Regions from separate parts of the Mus musculus genome. Here all the other regions are linked to region 2. A link is a loop called in an ENCODE intact Hi-C map of the cell type or tissue named here. Cell type or tissue: heart. All regions are shown on one strand.

Region 1 (8,000 bases), 190 kb before region 2:
ACTCTAGCTGCATATGTATCAAAAGATGGCCTAGTCAGCCATCACTGGAAAGAGAGGCCCATTGGACACGCAAACTTTATATGCCCCAGTACAGGGGAACGCCAGGGCCAAAAAGGTGGAGTGGGTGGGTAGCGGAGTGGGGGTGGGTGGGTATGGGGGACTTTTGGTATAGCATTGGAAATGTAAATGAGCTAAATACCTAATAAAAAATGGAAAAAAAGAGACCCAATTTGCATATTGTACCTTCCTTTCACATTTCTTTTAATCTAAAAGTTCCTGCCACAAGACACATGCACACACACATATTTACACACACACACATGTATACAAATACACATGCACATAACAACCACACACACATGCAAACACCCACACATACACACATACTTACAATACCAACCCATACATGCACATACATGCATGCACCTAAGCATATACATGTACACAATACCAATATGCGCGCACACACATGCACGCACACACACACACATATGTGCAGTCTTATTTGTATGTCACTTACTACCTGAAAAACTTGGGTCATTGGCCCTATAAAGTTGTTAAAGTAAATTAAAAGAGAGAGCAAAGCCAAAGAGTGTCTAACTAGCAAAGCTAATCATCCCTACTAGAGTTCATCTTTAAAACTGCCTCCAAAGGCTAAAGGGTAAATACTACCCCCCTACCCAGTGTGGAAGCATTGGAAAATGGATGAACCTTTGTGAGATAAGGACTAGCAGGAAACCTTAGAGTTATTTGGGATGTGTCCTGGAAAGGCATGGTGAGGCTGATTTCTTCTCATTTTCCTTTCACATCCATTCCTAGGGGACAGGTAGTATTTTGTCATGCTCTCTAGACCGGACATGCTCCAGCACGACTATCAGAGACATCTAAAAGCTCTAAATCCCAGCCACTATAAGCCTTTTCCTATGCAGTTAATTATCTCTGTTATTTGTTACCATGCTGGAGAGATGACTAACATACTCCCCAAAGCAACTTTAACTGCTTGATTTGCATGTGCAAGCAAAGTCTTGGACTATTTCTTGTAAATCCCTATTAGAGAAAACAGAACTTGAGCCCAATCAATCAGAATCCGTTAGCAAAGGTATAATTAACTAAGAATAGTCCAGTGGGCTAGACAGACATGCCAGCTGTGGAATGTGACCAATCAGCTACTTCCTTCACTTCACATCCATGTTTGCCCTACAAAAACACCCTTTGGATTTTCACTGTAGAGCTCCTGAATGGCTTCTGGTTGGAGAAATTGCATTCTCTCAACCAACCTTACTCTGCATCTGACTTGATACATCCTCATAAGGGAGCCCAGTTCGAAAATCAGGGGAAGAACAGGGGCAGAAAATCAGCACCAGCCAGAGGTCATACCTAGCTGATCCATGCTTCTCTGAATGAATAAACCTTCACTTTAGAAGTGAAAGGGAAACGCACAGTTTACCTGTTCCAACCCCACTTGAGAATATTCCAGGGGTCAGGATTATGGTGGGGAAAGTAGTCATTAAAACAAAGAACACAAGTAACACTGGTTGATGTTTTTTAATCAGCTCAGGAGAAGTGGGAAAAATGTATGCTGTGAAAGCTTACCCATCATCCTTACTAGGGTCCTCTAGAGCCTTGCTCGGCCTTTGCTCATAGCTTGTGCTGCCCCCTGCAGTTCAGAGTCCTTGTGCAGCAATGGACAGCCCTGCTTTAGACAGAGCTAGAAGACAAAGGAGATGCAGTGGGAATAGTACCCGCATAATAATACACAATAGACTCTGGCTCCTGTGACGACCTGTTGTGGCTGTAAAGGGCTACCAGTTCTGTCTCCCTAGGAGCATGCTCATGTGTAGCTGCCCCCAGAATTCAATGAGGGTGGGGGCTGAAGGAATCAGAAGGTTTGAAACACATGATGTTTACCTCAGGGAAATCCTTCAAGTTATAAAATATATACAATTAATGGCAGCAGCCAGAATTTTCTCTGACCTTTAGTTGAAATGGGAGTTCTTTCAAGAATTTACTCAATAATACAGACCATAGAGTTACAGACACACCATGGTTGTGCTCTGTTGGTGGGACCAGGATGAAACACAGTGGTGCAGGTTTAGTATTTGAAGAGCACTCTTTCACAATGCTAGCAACACCGAGACTCTATTTGAAAACCTACAGTTTCCAAATCCCAGCTATCAAAATAAGACAGGCAGAAATGGGGATCAACATTAAAGAAGGAGCAAGCTGACCTTTTTGAATCCTTTGTATGAAAACATTGTTCAATGGCAATTAATATGGAAAGATCACCAAAGCATATGAATTCCAAAAGAGAAATGTAGAAAGATGGAGACCCAGACGTGGTGTAGTGGCACACACCTTTAATCCCAACATTTGGGGGGCGTGGCAAGGACAAGTGGATCTCTGGGAGTTGGAGACAGCCTTGTTCACATAGTAAGTTCTAGGACAGCCAGAGCTACAGAGAACCTGTCTCAGAACTAGCAGAAAAGAAAGATGGAAATCCTATAGGAATGTGTTAGGCAGTTATTTAGTAAAGGTATCATTTATGCACCAGAATTTTGGGGTTTAGGGAATTCTTTTGGATGTTTTATTTCATGATTTTCTTTTCTGTTTTATATACTCACTCTTTTGTATCTTTGTCTGAGTGTTCATGTGTGTACACATGTGTGTGCATCGGTGCATGTGTGAGGGTTCGTATCAGATGTCTTCCTCAACTGTTCTCCGTGTTATTTTTGAGACATGGTCTGTCATTGGCCTGAAGCCATCCATTTCCACTAGGCTGCCATGCCAGTGAGCTCCAGTGACCCTCCTGTCTCCACTTTCCCATTGCTACAATTACATGCATATGCTGTTTCACACCATTTGGGGGGTTGTTTATTTGTTTGCTTGTCTTTTTAAACTTGGGTACTGGACATCAAACTCATATCCTCATGATGTACAAGTACTTCTTGACTGAGCCATCTTTGTGCCCCCCATATTCACTTTTATATACATTATAAAGTTAGAAATAATGCAAGTCATTAACTAGATGAGTTTGGGCATGGTGATCTGTGCACAGTGTAACAAAGGGATTTCCTTAATTTTGACTTATTGGAATGTTGCTCCTTAACATTATATTATGACCTTGCATTCTTGATTTCTCAAAGGCAGGATACGAACCCAGGACCCAAAGTTCTGATGGAATAAGCAGCAAAGTAAGCATTAGTAGCCAGGCCCCATGCTGCCTTTCCTCCTGAGCCTGAGGACAAGCTACAAGACTGCAGCTCAGCAGCGGTGCACCATGTTTGGTTTGGTTTTCTGCTGAAACTATTTACACCACTTCCTAGGAAACACAGACATTGACAAAAATCCCCTTTCCTCTTTGCCATAGTGCTACAAAGCCCCCATAGTGACGTTTTGGTGGTGGTGGTGGTGGTGGTGGTTGAGTGTTTGTTTTGGTTTTGATTTTTTGTTGTTGTTTTTACTTATTCATTTTACATCCCGTTCACTGCCCCCTCACTGACACCCCCTCTCACAATACTTCTTCCACCCACCCGCTCCTTTTCTCCTCTGAATGGGTGGAGGATCTCCTGGGTATGCCCTCCACCCTGACACTTCAATTCTCTGTTTCCTCTCCCACTGAGGCCAGACAAAGCAGCTCAGCTAGTAGAACACAATGCACCAACCCGCAACAGCTTTTGGGATGGTCCCCATTCCAATTGTTCAGGATTCGCATGAAGGTCAAGCTGTACATCTGCTACATATGAGCAGGGAGCCCTAGGTCCACCCCATGTATGTTCTTTGGTTGGTGGTTCAGACTCTTAGAGCCCCAAGGGTCCAGGTTAGTTGACTTTGTTGCTCTTCCTATGGAGTTCCTATCCCCTTCAGGACCTGCAATCCTTATTCCTATTCTTCCATAAGAGTTACCAAGCTCTATCCACTGTTTGTCTGTGGGTGTCTGCATCTGTCTGAGTCAGCTGTTGGGTGAATCTTGCAGAGGACAACATACTCCTGTCTGCAAGCATAACAGAATATCATTAATAGTATTAGGGATTGGTGCTTGTCAGTGGAATGGGTCTCAAATTGGACCAGTGACATTTTTAATCCATGTATTGCACCCTCCCTGTGACCCAGGTCTGAGCTTTCTGCCTTTGCTGCTATAAGGAGATCTCCATAGATGCTGGGAGAGATTCCACCAGTGCCACCTTCTGGCCACATAAAGTATCACAGGTCTGGCAGTTTCTGTGGTCTGTGATGAATATCTAAGAAAACTGGGAGAATTCTCCACCAGGAGAACTTAGAACAGGCATGCTCAGTGGCAATCAAGATTGAATCAAGACCTCGAAAAAAAAGAAATTGAGATAATGTAACTCAGACCAGTGCATTGAAATTCTGTATGCCCAAGCATCACTTGGAATCCTTGTTAAGATGCAGATGCCCATCAACTAGTAGGGTACAACCTGGAATCCTGAATTTCTCACAAGCTCCTAGGTGGTGCTACCCATAAGGGATTATATTCTGAGTAGCAAACAATCGATGTGGAAGTACACAGACTTCAGTACCAAATCCAAATGCTTAAGTGTCAATATTTTTATTTACCAGCTATGAAAACCCATCAAAAGGATCTCCATCCTTGAACTCTATATATTTAAAACAAGCATATCAACATGTACTTCACTGTGCTCTTGTGTGGCATGTAGAGATGACACGTAAACATCTCTGGTGCTTCTGGCACATAGTGATCAGGCAGGTAGCCCTTATCACCGCACTGATTTCAATCCAGGAGGTTAGTGTCTTCAACAATTTGCAGCCTACACACAGTATAGCTAAAGGGTTCTCATTTACACGGCGATGTAAATCACAGCATCTCGAAGTTATGGATGTCATAGTTTCATTTACGAGCCCCCTTGCTGCCAAGGTCAGACCCACCTACATCTGTAAACCCAAGGCTCACAGTCAGTTCACTTAATCGTGGTCTCGGTCGACCCTGATGAATGTGTTTGTTCTCTCATAGCCAAGCTGGAAAGACACAAAAGAACTAAGATTGATGCCTCATGGCCACACTGGAGGTGAGCTGTATTTCACATGTACTCTGAGCAGACACCAGAACGTGACCCGCAGGTAAAATGTCCTGTGATCACAAAGGGGGAAACATGGTGCTGTACAGCGCAGAGGGGCTATGTTCACATTCTGGAATCATCTCTCTGTAACCCAGCAATTTTCCCAGGTTATTGTAGCCTCAGTTTCCTCATCTGTAATGCAGCATAGTGATTACAGTGTGTATGTCTGCATAGAATACGTAGAAATTCATGGGAAGAATCTCTGGAGAGATGGTCCAGGGGTTAAGAGAACTGTCTGCTCTTCCAGAGGACCTGAGTTCAATTCCCAGCAAACCACATAATGGCTCACAACCATCTGCAATGAGATCTGATGCCCTCTTCTGTTGTGCATGAGAACAGAGTTCTCATAAATACAAAAGAAATATCTATATCCTTAAATTTACAAAAAAGAAAAAAGAGAACGTGTAGAGAAGCTCAAAAGTTGTCATTCTTTTTCTTGGTGTCTCTTAAATAAGAAAGGTTAGAATTTAAGACACGCTGACGCTCTTCTTTGCTGTCAGCTCTGGACATTAGAAGCAGAAGCTGATATATAAATGTCCATTTAAAAATGAAACAGATGGCAACTTGTTCTATCATTAAAGACTTTAGGTCATGAAGGGTAGAAGATCTGTCTCCTTATCTGAGCTGTATCCTGAGACAGAGTAACTGGAAGTCCCTCTAGACCCCTCCACCCTGGCTTCTGGCCAGGTAGGTCTAACTTATTCCTGGCCCTGTCTTTATTAAACCCAAACTCCTTCTGCTTCATAAGCATTCACACACATCTAGACCTGACCACATGGCCATCTCTTTCCTTTGTTTTTCTTCAGTGTCCCACAAACTTGTGACCAGAGCTCAGATTGCAGAAGATGATAGGACCACCAGAAGGCTGCAGAAATATCTATACAAGTGTGTAGTGTATTAGCTATTTGTCTTATTGCTGCAACAACACACATGACAAAAGATGCAGAGTCTCTGTGACCTCCACAGCCAGCAGAGCGATGATCTACAGGAGGCGAGAAGGAAGCTTGATTCAACATGAGTCAGTAGCCAGAGTTGGCTCATACTTCTGTGGTCTGACTCCAACTATTTGTATTTTTGGTATTTTAAGCACAACACAATTTGGTGAAAACTTTCTAGTGATAGTTAACTCAATCCTGTATGTACAATAAAGCATACATAAATCACTTTGAGGAATAAAGTAAACTAGATAAAAATTGAGCATGACTACACTGAAGCTCTTTGTAAATGACATGTGGCACCTTCCATAATGATGAGTTCTATAGATTGACTGCATGTGACAGCTTCTATAGAGATAGGTACTACCGACTGGGTGAAAAAAACAAGCTTATGATAAGGGCCTGAGGAAGGGTATACTGTGATCTTCTGCCACACAGATAGTGCAAAAGTCACCAGGTTAGACTTCATCCAGAACCTGCCTTCTGGGCAGATAGCAGGTATTGTATTCCTTCCTTGGGGGAACAACTCTGTGTGCTAACATGCCAGGTTCCCCAAGTGCTTATCTATGAGCACAAAGACTACCATGCCTGCTACAAAAAGCAACTGACGGAAGGCTCACAGTTTGAAGATATTGCCCATCATGGTAGACAAGGCTAAACAGCGGGAGCTTGCAGCAACTGGTCACATAGTACCCTGGGGTAGCAGAGGAATAGCAATCAGCTCGGGTTTACCTTTTTGTTCAGTGTATAGTCAACGGGATTGTATCACCCAATTGAGGGTAGATACTGCGACCTCAACTAACCTAACCTACAAGCCTCTTTAAAAGCATACTCACAGGACCAGGCAGTGGTGGTGCATGCCTTTAATCCCAGCACTTGGGAGGCAGAGGCAGGCAGATTTCTGAGTTTGAGGCCAGCCTGGTCTACAGAGTGAGTTCCAGGATAGCCAGGACTACACAGAGAAATCCTGTCTTGGAAAACCAAAAGAAAAAAGAAAAAAAGATACTCATATTTTAATTTTTCAATTCCATCAAGTTGGCAAGATTATCTGTCAAAGATAAAAATCATGAAAAACAGAATCACAGCTAAGATTTCAGGACAAAGCAGCCCAGAGATCACACCTCTGCCCCCACATTCAGCTACACTAGTAGCCACATGAAGCCTTTAGCATATGGACCACCACAAGTCATACATACACACAAGCAAACATACAGCCCTAGAAACTACCCATAGAACCCTAAACCTGCATCGTCATGTTTTGCACTGTCTTCACCAGCATCTTATGACTACCTTATAAAGACTTTGCAAAATCTGACCTTCAGAGAAGAATCGTTCATGATTGATTTGTAAAGTATTCCCAGGGCAGACCTGTAAGCAAGAAGGAAAGGGGAACAGAAGAAGGCATAGCCAGTGAGGGACAGATCCCAGACAAGAGGGCAGAAGACAGCTTCAGGGTGGCACATTCCACTTCAAAGAAACTCTGGAGGGTAACTATAGACAGTTCTGCAGATCAGAAGTGGCCCAACTCAAGGCAACTAACTTCGATTCCATAGCCCATAGTCAGCATGACTTGATAGGCAGTGTGGTTAGGGATGAAGGGTGGAAACATTAAGTCCAACTGCCCGAAGACCAGTCCTTGGAGGAAGAGCAGCAGGTGTGAACTGCTGACAGCCAGAAATTGGCAGCAGTGTTGCTAAAAGAGGTTTGGGGGAGGGCAGAGCTCTTACACAATGGCCTCATGTGGACCCTGGAGACCCACCAATGCTGCCGGCAGCTGACTGGTCCCTGTATTCCCAGCACCCAGAACAGGGTAGGAGGTTTACAAAATTGCAGGAAATGTCCAGCAACAGAGAAACTAGACACTGGCCAGACAGTACACAGATCTATAGACTGTAAAATGAAGCAATAGTCCCAAACAAGAAGAATATAGGCAAAGGGCAGGGGCTTCCATCCCTGATTTATACTGACT
Region 2 (8,000 bases):
AGAATGGGCTGTAGCAAACACATTCTGACGGCAGGTCTCCTCATACTTCGTGACCCAGGGCCAACATCTTCCAGGTAATGGCTGCATAAATAAGACCTAGAGTTTGAATTCGGTAACTCACTTTGAATTGTGGTGGAAGAAGGAAGCAATCCAGCCAGACTCTGCTCCAGTCACCACCATTGCCTCCTATCTATATCCACTCACAGGCTGTTGGGGCAACGTTACAAAGCCTCATTTCCCAGCAGCTTATAAGGTCAGTGAGGCCTTGTAGCCTCATTTCTTTCTCCACCGCCTCCTGCCTCCCTTCCTTCCTGCACACCCACCTCTGGAACAGTTTGCTTCCTGAATGCTTGGTCTCCTCACATGCTGTCACCTTTCTGTGTTCCCTGTGCCCAGGTCTCGGGGAGGTAGGAAGCCTTCTGGAACAGCCCCACAGCAAGGGCTGTGTCTAGCACTGTCCCATGTCACCCACTCCCCATTGCTGGTCTCTGTTTTTACTACCCCAGCAGTTTCTGGCTACATTCTCACTCAAGATCATGCCAGATTTGCCCATTGCTTCCTAGGTGGGTCATTGGTCTCTGGTCCCTGCTCTTAGGGGGATCTATCCCATAATCAGCCACCAAACCCAGACACTATTTCATATGCCAGAAAGATTTTGCTGAATGGCCCTTGGTATAGCTGTCTCGTATGAGGCTATGCCAGTGCCTGGCAAACACAGAAGTGGATGCTCACAGTCATCTATAGGATGGAGCACAGGGCCCCAATGGAGGAGCTAGAGAAAGTACCCAAGGAGCTGAAGGGATCTGCCACCCTATACGTAGAACAACAATATGAACTACCCATGGGGGTACCTATGAGGTACCCCCAGAGCTCGTATCTCTAGCTGCATATGTAGCAGAAGATGGCCTAGTCAGCCATCACTGGGAAGAGAGGCCCCTTGGTATTGCAAACTTTATATGCCCCAGTACAGGGGAATGCCAGGGCCAAGAAGTGGGAGTGGGTGGGGAGGGGAGCAGGGCAGGGGGAGGGTATAGGGAACTTTCTGGATAGCATTTGAAATGTATATAAAGAGAATATCTAATTTTAAAAAGGCCTCTTAAAATATATGCTGGTCACTCGGGCCAGCCAGCAGCATATGTGTTCCTTCTTGGACAAACTGTTCTTGTTAGGGGTGAGGGGCAGGAATCAAATTGTAGCCCAGGCTGGCCTCAAACTTGTATCAATCTATTGCTTGAGTGACCCAAGAGCTACAATTATAGGTAGGAGTCACTACTTCCATCATTACAGTTCCATTCACTGTAACCAGAGTGAAGAACGTGTAACAGAACCGTGTGTGTGTGTGTGTGTGTGTGTGTGTGTGTGTATGTGTGTATGTGTGTGTGTGCGTGCGCGGGCGTGCATGCAGGCTAGAGGTCAACATTCAGTGTCTTCCTCAATTGCTGTCAACTGTATTCCACTGTATTCCATTCTTTGAGACATGGTCTCTGGTGGTCTGAATGAGATGCACTGCAGAGTCTCCAGCTATTGAACCTGTGTTCCCCAGTTGGTGGAGCAGTTTGGGCAGGTGTAAGAGGTGTGGCCTTGCTGGAGGAAGTATACCATAGCTTGGGCCTTAAAAAGCCAAACAGAGAGTGTTTGATTACTTCTATAACAGCTGTGTTGCTATCGCTCTGGCGGGCACCACCCTGCCAGGTCAGACATCACTGTATCTCATGGGATCCATGGCTGGGTAAGACTGACAATTACCTTTCTCCTCTGATAGTGTGCAGTGTACATTCCGGCACTATGAAAGCTAAGCAGTTGGGGATGAAGCTCCCAGGTCAGTACCGGATTGATGTCTCTGCATTCTGTGACTCAAGTGTATGGTGTCTTCAGCAACAGGGTCTTATTGTCAAGTTCTGGTCTGACTTGAAGTTTGGTCAAGATTGTCAAGAGCAAGGACAATAGTCTGTAATGCCTGGGAGGTGGGGAGGGTCTTTGGGATGCCACTGGCCAAAATCTCCAAAGGAAGCTCCCTACTCCTGGACCTGGACATCTTATTTGCTGGCCTATAGTACATAGCAGAGGAATGGGTCATTAGTTTTATAAACACATGGCACAAAATTGGGAGAGTAGAGGAAACTGGGGAATTAAAGGGGAAAGTTGGGGATGGATATAATCAAAATACCTTGTATGAAATTCTCAAAGAATTCTAAACTTATAGAAGAGAAAAGAGAAATGAAATTATCAAATTTGCAGCTAAACGGATGGGGCTGGAAAGAGTCATCCTGAGTGAGGGAACTTGGATGCAGAAAGACAAAATATTACATGTTTGTGATATGAATGCAGACCTTGAATTTTTTAATATGTGTGTTTCATTTGGAATAATCTCAGAGATCAGGAAGCTAGTAAGGGGTCATAGGGTGTCTTTCAGGGGACACGAGACAGCATGCAGTGATATAACAGGGAAAATGTGAATCATGGAACAGGAAAGGTTTAATGGAGTCAAGGTGGGCGTCAGGGTAGAGGAGGGCATTCAGAGACAGTTAATTAATATTAAGTACATTTCAATATGGAAACCTACTACTGGAGAAGCATCCTAAAATATATACATATACATAAATAAGAAGATTGAATAGAGTTACCCTGTGACAGGACATTCAGTGATTGACTTTAAGAACTGTTGTTTGAGTTTAGTGGCTTGAATTTCATAAAAGGAATCATTAGATGGGTTTTGGCTTGTGTCTAGGACAGTATTTTCAGCAACTGCTCAAATGGCCCTCAGCATTGATGACTATAAAGTAACAATGTGGATCAGCTTTGAAAAGCATCAAAGATGTTCACTGTCCTACAGCCAAGATTTAGAACTTTACATAAAAACAAACCAGCATACCATCCCATCAGTGCTCTAGTTGCTCTTCAGAATGTAGTAATAGTGTTTACATGCACCCTTGGGTGCTGGTGTGGTGGTGAGAGGACAATGTTAGGAGCTGATCTTTTGTTTGTTTGTTTTTTGTTTTTCTAGAGGAGCTGATTTTTAACTCACCCCCTCCCCGCCCCCACAGGCCCGTGTCTTTCTTGTTCCTACCATACTTCATCCTCCAGACTAGCTGACCCATGAGCTCTGAAGGGTCTCCAGATTCCCATCTCCCATCTTGCTATACCAGTGCTGGGTTAAGATGTTCATTATTGTATCCGGCTTTTTATATGGGTTCTTGGGATCAAACTCAAGTCATCAGGGTTGTATGGAAAACACTTTTGCCTAGTAAACCATTGAGCCAGCTACCAATTTTGGTTTTTTATGCGGCAATTTACCTGGGGTCTTGTAAAATAGTTCCAGTAAAAGGCTACAAATGTAGAGAAGCAGCCCTGACACTGAAGAACATGGACAGTCTAAGTGGGTGGGGCTTAGCTGTACCCAGTAGAGGGCAGTGATGGACAACACATGGGTATATCTATCCGGCCTGTCTCTCCTGCTCCTAGGATTGCTAATGGCAAGGCATAACAAAGCCTATTCAGCACTGTGCATACCAGCACTGTAAGCAGATTTGGTGAGTCCGTTGATACAATCTTGCAATGATTATGCTGTTATTTTCAACATTTAAAGGTGCTTGGGACATTTATAAGACTCTAAGTCATTACCGGGCAGATGATTGCATTTCATGTTTAAGAGGTTGGGGATATCTATTGAGTTAAAAGTATAAAATCCTGATTTATTAATTGTAGAAGTAATTTGTGGATATCTAGAGGGCTGTGAACTGTTTCTTTTTTCTCTCATTGGAGGTTAGACAAAATGTGGAGGTAGCGAGTCACTCGGTGTGCACAGAACCCCATGGACACCCTTTGAGGATGCTGGAAGACTGACTGAGGAGAAGAGCATCATTTCTATGATCTCTCCACAACCCAGTGGGGCAGGGTATCAGATGTCCTCTTGCACAAGGGCCTCCTAGGCCCCACCCATACACCCCAGAAGTTTGCCTCAAGGTTCCCTTGATCCACAAAAGCTGGAAAAGGAACAAAAGTCAGATAAGGAGAGTCTGGCCTCTGCCTGGCAGAGACTTAAAAGACTCCCAGCTCAAAGGGCAAGTGGTGCCCTTTGCCTTAGGAGCTGTCTGTGCCTCAGTTTCCACACCCTCTCTCAGTGCCCCTGCCCTGCCTGAAGAACTGCAGCATTCCCCACCTCTATTCTGCTCGAGCTGCATGTGTGGCAGGCACCTGGAAGCAGAACCAGCCTCCTGTCTCTCTAATGAGTTAAAGCTAAGCATGGTCTGGAAGAGTGGCCAGGGCCAGCTGGATCTGCCAGCTCAGGAAGCCTGGCTCTCCCAGGCCCTTATCTGGATTTGTGTTCTTTTCCAGCCCTCTGCTCATGCTGCCCACAGGGTTTTTCAGGCTCCTCAAACCATATGGATTTTCCAGTTCATGTGGCCTGTGTTTCACACCACATCTATCTATAACCCTCTTTGAGGGGGCTGAAGGAAAACAAGCAAATTCCTCATCAGTGAACCAGGCAGCAGGTTTACTAAGCACATAATTTGCTAGTATTTGCTTTGTTCAAAATGTGTGGCTAGTTAATACATCCATATGGAAAAAGTTATAAATGTACAAAAGCATATTAAGTGAAACATTCTTCTCCCACCCATGTCCCCAACTACTACAGCCTTGTCCTGGAGACAAATGCTATTACCAGGTTTTCATGTATTTTTTTTTCTGTGCATATATCAGGGCATACACAGTTGGTTTCACTTGAAATTCATTCTTTGGGGAGGAAGAAGGGGGAGAAGAGATAAGTTATAACCACTGAAGTATACAAGGCCAAAGCCATTTATGAGAAAGGCTACATTTCTGGGCTTGGGTGTGAAGCTTAGACACACTGGTACCAGAAAGAGATTAACAGAAATAGGACAAAAGAAGGAAGAGACGAGAAGAGGAAAGAAGGAAGGATAGATTTTCTTGCTATTCTTGCAGTTAACTTTGCCCTTGAGTTTTGACCAGTAGGCTGAGAGCAAAAGTGAAATATACAATTTCCAAGTTGGGTCTTGAGGGGAAAAGGTATATTCTGGTGAACTATGGGGATCTTTCAGACAGAAGACATAAACTTAGGATGGTGTAGTAACAGTACAAAAAAAAAAAAAATCTACTCCCTGACCTTCTCAGCCTGAATTGCTTATGTGCAGATTTTTACACATGAGAGAAATAAATAACATTCTTGTTTCACCCTACCTAACAATATATAGGTAGATGGAGACAAATTGCATCGAATTCTGTATACTTCAGCTTTTAATATACCAACTGGCCTTGTCAACATGGTTTGTATTACAAATACCTTATAGGCCTGATGTGGTTGGATCCCATTTATGCCTATAGTTCCAGCTATTTAGAAAGAGGGAGAAGGCGGATTACCTGTGTCCAAGAGTTCATGGTCAACTTGAGAAACATAGCAAGATCTTGTCTCAAAACCAAGCCCCAAATATACTGATATATTATATATGATATACTCACTAAGCACACTAAACACTTTTTGCCTTCGCTGAGCATGGTGGCATATGCCTTCAATCGCAGCACTTAGGAGGTAGAGGTAGGCAGATCTCTGTGAGTTTGAGGCTAGCCTAGTTTACATAGTGAGTTCCAAGACATCAACGGTTGTGTGGAGAGATTCTGTCTCAGAAACAAAACAAAACAAGCAAAAAACTTTACTTTTAATTATTTCATAGCAATATGTTATTTGGCATCAAATAACATATTGGAGTTTTGTGTTATACATACATACAAACAATCACAATACATACATACACAATACATACATACTGACCAATTTATTAACATGTAATAATTATGAATAAAACTAGGTAGATTTATACTTAAGATTCAATTTTATTTCCTGTTCTCTTAAGTTCTTCTCATATCTCTGCCCAGTTGATTGAGTTGTTAGCCAAAACAAAACAAAAACCAAAAATACAAACTTTTATTTTTTGAAGCAGTTTTAGGTTCACAATAAAACTTAGTGGAAGGAATAATAGACTTCTCTATGTATCCCCAACCTCATATCTGCGCAGCTTCCCCCATTATCAATATCCTGTAAATAGGTTTGTTACAGTTGATGACCCTCTATTGGCAGATAAAAAACACCAATGTAAGGAGCCCCAAGTCAATAGGAGACCTTGTCTCAAAAGAGGTAGATGGTGTTTTTAAGGATGACACCTTTAGTTGTCCTCTGTTGGGGACATGTGTGTGTGCGTACACACACACACACACAAAAACACACACACACAGTCACACCTGCATGAACATACACACACAAAGTATTATTTTTTTAAAGATTTATTATATGAGTACACTGTAGCTGTCTTCAGACACACCAGAAGAGGGCATTGGATCCCATTTATGATGGTTGTGACCCACCATGTGGTTGCTGGGAATTGAACTCAGGACCTCTGGAAGAACAGTCTGTGCTCTTAACTGTTAAGCTCTCTCTCCAACCCATACACAAAGTATTTTAAAATACATGCATATATAAATACATATATTCATTTCACTAGTGTTGAGTTTTAAGAATTATGTAAGAGTATTTAAAGACTGAAATAATCTTTAAAAGTTTTTAAATTGATAACCATGTCTATTAACAGGATGTATGTATGTTTGAACTATCTCCCTCTTCTAGAAATAATCAAACTAATTAACACATTTATCATATTATAGGAAGTCAGATTTTTGCTTTGCTGTGTTGTTGCTGTTTTGAAACAGATCTGTGAAGCCCCCGCTGGCCTAGAACTCTGTCTATACCAGCCATGCCTGTAAGTTATGGCCATTCGAATCTCCTGCCTTTGCTGTCTCACCACTAAGATGATAGATATGAACCATATGCAGCAGAAGCCGTGGCTTTTAAAGTGTAATTTTATTTTGATAAACATCAATCTCACAAACAACTTCTACTGTCTTGACCTTTAAAACTTAACACTTCTACGAAAAAAGTGAAAGACAAGGTAGCCTATATCACACACCACATATTATGAAATTAGCTGCATTTTAACATACTGTAAAAGTACATTGCAATAAGCATTCACTTACTAGGAGGAGCCAGTGTACCTACAACAGACACATGGACATATTGTAAAACTATTCATGTTTCATGTCAACATACATTTAAGAATATATTCAAAACATATATTCTCATCAGTGTTAGATATGACGTTGTGAATGTTAAATTACACTCATCATTGGTTTCTTATAACCTCAATCTAGAAGTTGAAAAACACAAGGAATGGAATACTAAATAGCCACACATGCTACAGTTTGTATGCAGGAATATATAATAAAAAGGGATGCCAAAAAGAGTTCCTTTCAGAGATGGCTTCTGAAGCTTCAAATATTATCTTATCTGAAAAGTTGGAGCTTTTCATGTTTCAAGATAAATGATACATTTTACTCTATCTCCACAATCTAAAAACCAAAAACAAAAAACAAAACAAAACAAAAAAAAAACCCCATAGACTTTTAGGTAATTAATTACTGGCAGTCACGAAGAGATTAATCCCAACAGTTCAATAAAAACAGCCTGGTTCTGAAGGACATAGTAGAGTCTCCTTAGCTTCTGAGAGACCATTATTTTAAAAATTTTTATTTATTACTGTTATTGTTGTTGTTGTTGTTGTTAGTGTATGTGTGTGTGTTCTGTGGACAAGTATAGGTCAGGGGACAACTGTGTGGAGTCGGTTCTCTCCTTCCATGTTTATATAACTGTGTGGAGTCGGTTCTCTCCTTCCATGTTTATATGGATTTGGGGATTGAACTCAGGTCACCATGCTTCTGTGGCAGGTGTTTTTACCCTCTGAGCCATCTCACAAGCGCCTGTTTTGTGTCACTAGACAGTGTCTCATGGTGTGGCCAGTTTGGACTTGAACTCAAAAACCTTATTGCCTCGGGCTGGCGAGATGGCTCGGTGGGTAATAATAGCACTGACTACTCTTCTGACACTCTGAGTTCAAATCCCAGCAACCATGTGGTGGTTCACAACTACCTGTAAT
Region 3 (8,000 bases), 53 kb after region 2:
TTTGGGCAGTAACCCATTTTCTCTTTGCTATTTCTCCTTTTTAAGAATGGGTTGTCAACTATTGTCCTATGGCCATATTCTAGAAGCCATTTGTCAATCCCTTTTCTTCTTTCTCCTATCCTCTGCTGCCTCACCCTTCTCTCTCCTTCCCTCCCTTCCCCTTTTTCCTTCCTTCCTTCCTTCCTTCCTTCCTTCCTTCCTTCCTTCCTCCCTCCCTCCCTCCCTCCCTCCCTCCCTCCCTTCCTTCCTTCCTTCCTTCCTTCCTTCCTCTCTCTCTCTCTCTCTCTCTCTCTCTCTCTCTCAACTTTTTTGAGGCAGGGTCTCGGTGCCTAGCCCAGGCTGGTCTGGAACTCATGATCTTCTTTCTGTGTCTCCTGAGTGCCAGGATTTCAGGAGTGTGCCCTGACACTGGCAATTTTGTTCCTGTAATCAGCTCAGATTGGAGAGAACTTTCCCAAGAGGTGAGTGTCACGTTAACCTCATCAGAGCTCATTCAGATGGAACTTTGCACTTTGAACTTCTCAGTTGGTGTTAGAACTTTGAACTTTGGAGCAGTTTGTATAGAACAAGTGCATACAGGAAGGGTTTGGATGGGAGGTTAGAGTGGAAAGTTACTGTTTCAATGTACGCCCTCAAACTCACGTTAGAATATTGTTGCTAGATGAGACTTTTAAACTTAACTTTAAAAATTTTTTTGAAAATTCAATTATATCATTTCCCCTTCACTTTCCTCCCTCCAAACCTCCCACCCACGCACCTCTCCCCCATTGCTCTCTTCCAAATTCATGGTTGCTTTTTTAAAAAATTGGTGTTAAGACCTGTATATATGTGTATGTGTATGTGTGTGTGTGTGATATACATTACAACACATAAATAATACATATGTGCATACATACATACATATTGTTTAAAACACATAAATACAACCTGCTCAGACAGTATTTCATTACTTGTTTTCAGGACTGATCATTTGGAACTGGATGGCCAGTTTTCTCTGTGTAAGAAGATTTCTCTGACTCTTGCTTTGCTTAGTTGCTTGTAATTCTTTGTGGAGGGTTGGGGCCTACTAATCTTTCCCCCATCCACATTGGCATACCCATTGCGCCTTAGCTGAGACATTTAAGATGCGATGAAATTAGGAAGGCTGAGCTCTCATGAATGAACACTGCTCATCAAGAGTAGCTTCAAGTAACTTTGTCATTGCAGGAGTGGGCTCTGATGAAAAAAAAAAATGTTTGCCTGCCCCCGTCCCCAAACACACATTTTCTAGCTCTTTTGTTCTCACTAGGACAGGAGGCAGCGGGAATGGCTTTACCAGAGGCAGGCAGGCTCCTTGACCCTGGACTTTTTAGACTTCAGAATTCTCAAAAATTACTCTTTGGCCTTGGCAAACTACCCTGTTTCAGGGATTCTACAAATAATACAACATGCAGTAAGATCCAAATAGAAAAACAGCCAGAAGTAGAGTAGAACTTCTCTCTCTCTCTCTCTCTCTCTCTCTCTCTCAGTAACAACTCAAATAGGAAGAAGTTAGTACATATACAATCACCTAGGCAGCACTATCAATCAATCGGATTTTTTAATGTTTATAAAATATTTCACTCAATAACAACAAAATGCATTCTTTTAAAATTTTTCAATTGAATTAAATTTGACCTAAAGCAGCCTCCATATGTATCAAACATTAAGAAAGGAACTGTAATGAACCATACCACATTGCATTCTTATGACAGATAACAGTCTTGACCAACCATAACAGCCAAGCTTTCTGCCAACCTCATCTACACACTTCTCAGACACATTCAAATGAGATGAATGCTAAGATCAATCCAATTAGACTATTTGTGAGTGTCTAGAAGATAGTGATGAAGGAAAGCAAAAACAACTGGAATTAGTGGGAGCTAGTCTATACTCACGGATTAGAAGACTCGGTGTAGCTAATATGCCAATTGTTTCCAACTCGAATTATAGACGGAACAAAATCTCAGTAAAATCCTAGCATGGTATTTTGTAGAGGTCAACAAGCTCAATTTAAAGTTTATGTGAAACGTAAAGAATTTAAATGACTAGTTTAGTCATAAGTGTTGATACACTCTCAAAACTTTTTTTGAGATCGCATCTCAAAACTTCCTAGACATTTGCATTGCTTAGAACTGAGGCACAACAGCTGTGCATATGCACAGTCCAGTGGAGCAGAAAACAGTCTACAAATAGAGACAAGCAAGTACAGACAACAGATCTTTGACAAACGCACAAAGGTGACTCATAGGAGAAAGGACAGTCTTTCCAATGAATGGTGCCAGAATAATCAGACGAACACATGAAATAAAAAAGAATCAAAAGTTGATTCAAAATGAATCATAGACCTGGCCATGGGCTGAATGTAGTTGGTTGCCTCATGGGTTATGAGCTGAAAACTTGGTCCTTAACGTAACAGAAGTGGGAGGTGATCAGGTCATGAAAGTACCACTCCCAAACTGATTAATGTCTGTCGCTAAGAAATGGGTTGGTAATCAAGAGAAATGGAGCTGTGACAATTTTCTCCTTGTGGGAGAGGGGGCTAGGCAATGTCTGCATTCCTTCCTTGTAAGGCCCCAGTGATAAACCACAGTTAGATTCCACCAAACTTCCTCCTGGAAACCAGTGAGTTTATTGGGCCTACTTACAAAGCATGAGTGAAGGTTTACTGTCAGGAGTTTGTTGACCCCAAGGCAGCCATGTTGGAAAAGCTTTCCCGATAGCCTCATAGCTGAGGCCTTCTTCCTGAAGACCCCTCAAAAAGTCTACTATAGCCTCTCCCCAGAGACTCAGAGGCCATATGCAATTAGGGCAGATGACTGGGTGGAGAGTCCAGATGGATATTCAAGTGAGGCTCAAATGACTCTCCCATTCTCTCCTTCTATGAGGGATAGTCAGCAGTCTACAAGCTGGCACAGACCAGCTTAAAGTTGGTGGCAGTTTGTGCAGAGGACAGTGCTGTACAACAGCTGGTTAGTTCAAGATATATCATTGTCTTCTGTCTTTGGCCTGCTCTTTTTTTTTTTTTTTTTTTTTTTTTTTTTTTTTTTTACAACAGCCATGTTGTAATTCATGTAGCATGATGCCCTTGTTAGAAGCCAGGATCACGGCACTCTTTTAACTTCCATCTCTGCTTTCAAAATCAAGCACCAAAACTACCAACCATCCAACCATCCAACCATCCAACCAACCAACCAACCAACCATCCAACCAACCAACCAACTAACCATCCAATCAACCATCCAACCAACCAACCAACCAACCAACCAACCAACCAACCAACCAACCATCCAACCAACCAACCAACCAACCAACCAACCAACCAACCATCCAACCAACCAACCAACCAACCAACCAACCAACCAACCAACCAATCAGACAACAACAAAAACCTCCATAAATTTCGATAAATTATGCAGCCTTATGCATTTTTGTTATAGAAATAGAAAAGGGATTCAGACAGAACCAAACATAAAATAATATGACTTCTTCCTCATGGGCCTCTGTTTCCTTTATAGTCCTTCTACTCATTATCTTTCTTTGCAGTTACAAATAAAGCAGATTTAAGGAGTAGTTGAACTTGATAGGTGCTCAGTAAACAATCACTGCTATTTATGAGTTGTTCGTTGCTTTGCAGTCTTGCAAATTATTGACACCTATATAAGCCAAAGCAGGGCTTTTTTTCGCCCCAGAAAATTGTATGCTAATTAAATTTCCATGAAAAAAAAAACACAAAAGGAAACTTTTTATTTAGGCCTTTAAAAGTACTTTATTCTTTGTGATTTCATACATGTATACAATACATTTTGATCATATTTATTCTCCAGTCCCCTGTGACTCTTCTAAGCCCCATCCCACATGTGATGTCTACTTCTGTTTTGGTTTGTTTTAGTAGTCCACTGAGTCCAGTTTGTGCTGTGCCTACACTCATGAGTGTGGGATCGATCATCCGCCAGAGCCCTTAGCCCTAAAGAAGGCTGATTCTCCCTCTCCTAGAAGCTATGACTGTCAGTAGCACTTAGCTAGGGCTTCTTCCTCAACGCTGGAACATATAGGCTTCTCTTGACTTCTGGCTCTTACTGCTTTCTACCCTTTCTCTTGAGTTGATCCTTGGGATATGTGTGAGTGTGTGTGTGTGCGTGCGCGCAGACTGGTTTGCGAAGTGGTTAAAAGATCTATTTCCATGAGATAGAAAGAATGAGTTCAAGAGATCTACTGTCCAGCATGCAAACTATAGTTAATCAGGTATGCATATAAGAAAATCACTAAGGAAGAGCAATAATGAATATGCTAATTATTTCTATATTTAGCCATTCCACAATGTATACATATTTCAAGTCATTATGTTGTACACTATAAATATATGTAGGTTTTGTTAAGTGAAGAAGCCAAACCAAACCAACCAAACAAACAATAACAACAACAAAAACTAACCAACCAAACAAAGAAAACCCACCACCACCACCAAAAAAAAAAAAAAAAAAAAATTCCTAGTTGCGGCAGAGGCAAGTTAAAGTCATGAAGCACTGCTGCCACCCTGTGGCTATATAACGTAAAGCAGCTGGTCTCTCATCCACAGAGAAAGTACTGGAAGGGGGGAGGGGGAGGGGCACTGGCTACTTGTAACTACAAGAACTGTCTTAAAATTACGTGAGTCCAAGAATGATGGTAAGAACTGTGGTATCATCAGAAGCTTGGGAATTCTTGGTGACCCAGGCATGTCCTTCACAGAACATTTAAGTGTCAGAGAAGCCGAGGATGAGGGCATTTCAGTGGGTTCTTTCACTGTTTAAGTGGATAAAAAAAGAACGGAAGAACGTGACAGAGAATCACATCTCCCTCCCACAGCCTAGCTTTCCCATTACACTGTGGGTAGAACGACTTTAGAAAGCTCCCAAAGGCCTGCTGAACCCCAGATAAGGACCAGCAAGTTCAAAAGTCCAAAGAGAACAAATCACACAGTGAAATATTAATACATTTGCCCTGCCCCGGGGAGGAAGAGGTTCCTAGGACTAGCAGATCCCTCACAATCCAAACAGCCTGAGAGTAATACAGAAAGGGATGCCGTCAGAGAAGTTACTCCATGATTGTCAGGTGCTGGGGCCTTCTCTTTTGTTATAAAGAGAGAGACAACATGACTAAGGCAAGTTACAGAAGAAAGAGTTTATTAGGGCTTTACAGTACAGAGGGTAAGACCATGACCATCATAGCAGGGAGCGTGGGGACAGGCAGACAGATGTGGCACTGTGGTAGTAGCTGAGAGCTCATTCACAATTCTGAGACAGAAGCAGGGAGGAAAGAAGGGAAAGAGGAAGGGAGGAGAGACAGAGAGAGAGAGGAGGAGGAGGAGGAGGAGGAGGAGAGAGAGAGAGAGAGAGAGAGAGAGAGAGAGAGAGAGAGAGAGAGAGAGAGAGAGAGAGAGAGAGACTGAGTGAGCTTGGTGTGGGCTTCTGAAACCGCAAAGCCTGAACCCAGAGACTCACTTCCTTCAACAAGGCCATACATCCAAGTCCTTCCTAAATACTGCCATCAACTTGGGACCAAACATTCAAACATAACGACCATTCTCGTCCAAACTACCACACCATGCAAGTCACAACAAAGCTAAACTATAAATAGGATTCCACAGTGGTGAAAATGAAGACACAAAGTTGCTCATTTGCATATTAACAAGGTTTGCTTAAAATTATTTACTGCAAATGAAATTTTTGTGTATATGTTTTGAGTTTTATAAAGGGCTCAGAATCATGCTAGAGAATTTGAAGCAACATAGAAAAGCATAATAAAACACAAATTTAGTAGTAATCCTATCACTCAAAGGGCCATCTTTCTACACAGTTCTTTACACATACATTTAAATATATATGTACACATGCATATACATACAAGCATGTATATATAAACACATGAATGCATACATGCATGTACACACACGTGCTCACCCTTAGACGATGCATTTGTTAGGACAACTAACTTACTACATTATCACTCTTTCAACTACATAATATCCATAGTGGGATAGTTCAATAATGAATTTTGTTCAATCTAATTATATACCTGAAATATTTTAGAAAGGTGAGTACCATATCAAAATAATTTTTTATATAATCCCTTCTCTTACGGTTAAGTCCTCATCTGTGCCTTTTTATCTTGTTCTGTGAGGTTGCTTAAGGAAATGTTCAGATCTTTTAAGAAAATTCTAGATGCTAGTCAGATCTATACATCAGAATCTGGTGTATAAAGCAAGATTCTGGAGTTTAATCCACTAATTATGAAACCTGAAATGTTTACAGGAGATGGTCCTCAGGCCAGTAGCACCTCCTCACTTGCGGCTCTTGGCTCTATGCTGCCCCCTCGTGGTAAAAAGAGGTAACTGGAGCTGTTCTTAGCCACCTCCTCCAGTTAAGCCTGATTTTTTCCTTCTCCCTCGGGTATTTGAAAGAAAAGGAATTGTTTGATGACAAAACTTTCTGAGGAGACTCAACACACATCTACGCACACCAGATAGGGAACCCACAACAGACCCAAGTACAGATACCAGCAATGTCCAACTTGGTGAACTAATGAGTTTTACTGGTGTTACTTACAGGACTATGGGTGAGAGGCATGACTTATAGGAGCAGAAATGACTCAAAGGTAGATGTATCACACAAGCCTACCCCAGCACAGGTGACAGCTCAAAAGCCTAAAACCTTGAGCACACTGCACAGCCTATAGGCAGCTCAACAGGTCAGAGCGTGTTCTTTCCAGTTGGTCTAAGTCTCTTCTTGGTAGCTCAGCTTCGTTTTGCTTTTTCCAGACAGCTGGTATGGTCTCAGCATCTTCTTTGCAGCTTGGATTATCTGAGGGTCTTCTATTGTAGCCCAGCTTCTGCTCATCTGAGAGGGACTCTCAGTTTTTATTGTTACTCTGGCAGGGAGGGACCTAGTGAAGTCAGTTTCATGGACTTCCTGAGCTATTTTCAGTTATTTACCTTTCCGTTTCAGGAGCTTTCTGCAGGTTGGAATATTTCAGTCTCAGAAGGAACTGTTATACAACAGGGCTTTATTTAAATGCCGAACCCAATGAAATAAAGTTTTCAAGAAGATAACCCAATCCATTTTCTCTCTCACTGCCTTCCATATCTGCTCCCTCCCACCACCATACATATAAGGTTTTTATTTTATTTTATTTTATTTGCAGTTCCTCATTCCAGTTCCTGATAGATATTTAAATTATCTCAGTCCACAGATGAGGCTATTTTGGTGAATAACCTTGTGCATATATCTTGATGTATAAATGTATTAATCAGGGTTCCCTAGAGTAACAAAACTTAAAGGATGAATCTCTCTCTCTCTCTCTCCATATATATATAATATGTCATATTATATACATATCATATATATTATATACATCATATATATATATATATATATATATATATATATATATATTATTAGAATAACCTACCCAGCAATGGCTGCATATGAATGAGTGGAAGGTCCGAGAATCCAGTTGTTCACAAGGCTGGATGATTCAACTGGTCTTCAGGATACACTGGAATCTCAAAGAAGGAGGCTCTAATGCCAGTGAAGGAATGGGCTTGCTAGTGAGGGCAAGAGCAAGCAGGCAAAGAGCAGGGCTTCCTTCTTCCATGTCCTTTATATAGGCTACCCCCAGAAGGTATGGCCCAGATTAGAAGTGGGTCTCCCCACTTTCCCACCTCAGATGATTTAATTAAGCAAAAATCCCTTAAAAGTGTGCCCAGATAGTTTTGGGTTTTAGTTAATCCCAGTTAAAGTAAACTCTTCCTTCTCCAATTTGCTTTTGTTATAACAAAGAGAAATAGAACACCCTTGCTCTGAGGTGCTCCCCTTTTTGGAATGGGCAGGCACTAATTTCTTTGCCTCTCCATCATGAGTTGGTCATTGCTCCATACTATTAGATCCCCTTTCTCTTCCTCTAGAGAACCCTGACTAACTTACTCGATTGTCTGGCTTTTC

The links. A loop is a pair of places that touch in the nucleus more often than their neighbours do. Peaks named below come from ENCODE experiments on the same cell type or tissue, not always from the same donor. Only the 100,000 strongest peaks of a DNase experiment are listed, where the experiment ranks them.
Region 1: a loop joins it to region 2, with 3 times the contacts of the local background. A loop is called at or near these places in 11 of 42 quality-filtered maps.
Region 3: it touches region 2 in a loop (6-fold over the local background); 32 of 42 quality-filtered maps call a loop at or near these places.

The regions. Positions count from the first base shown.
Region 1 is chr14:40,787,638-40,795,637 of GRCm38, forward strand. No RefSeq gene overlaps it. Among named protein-coding and RNA genes, the nearest start is that of Sh2d4b, 100 kb to the right of the region's middle. In heart, CTCF peaks have their summits at 1,652 (motif pointing left) and 4,197 (motif pointing left); no DNase peak of the experiment used is centred here.
Region 2 is chr14:40,975,772-40,983,771 of GRCm38, forward strand. It overlaps Gm31839 (a long non-coding RNA gene), which reads left to right. Exons shown (of 3, transcript XR_874532.1): 2 at 1,763-1,819; 3 at 3,768-5,579. Among named protein-coding and RNA genes, the nearest start is that of Gm31839, 5.4 kb to the left of the region's middle. In heart, a CTCF peak has its summit at 3,397 (motif pointing right); a DNase peak (open chromatin) is centred at 3,410; H3K27ac peaks cover 597 bases.
Region 3 is chr14:41,028,986-41,036,985 of GRCm38, forward strand. No RefSeq gene overlaps it. Among named protein-coding and RNA genes, the nearest start is that of Prxl2a, 19 kb to the left of the region's middle. In heart, a CTCF peak has its summit at 4,565 (motif pointing left); a DNase peak (open chromatin) is centred at 4,596; H3K27ac peaks cover 299 bases.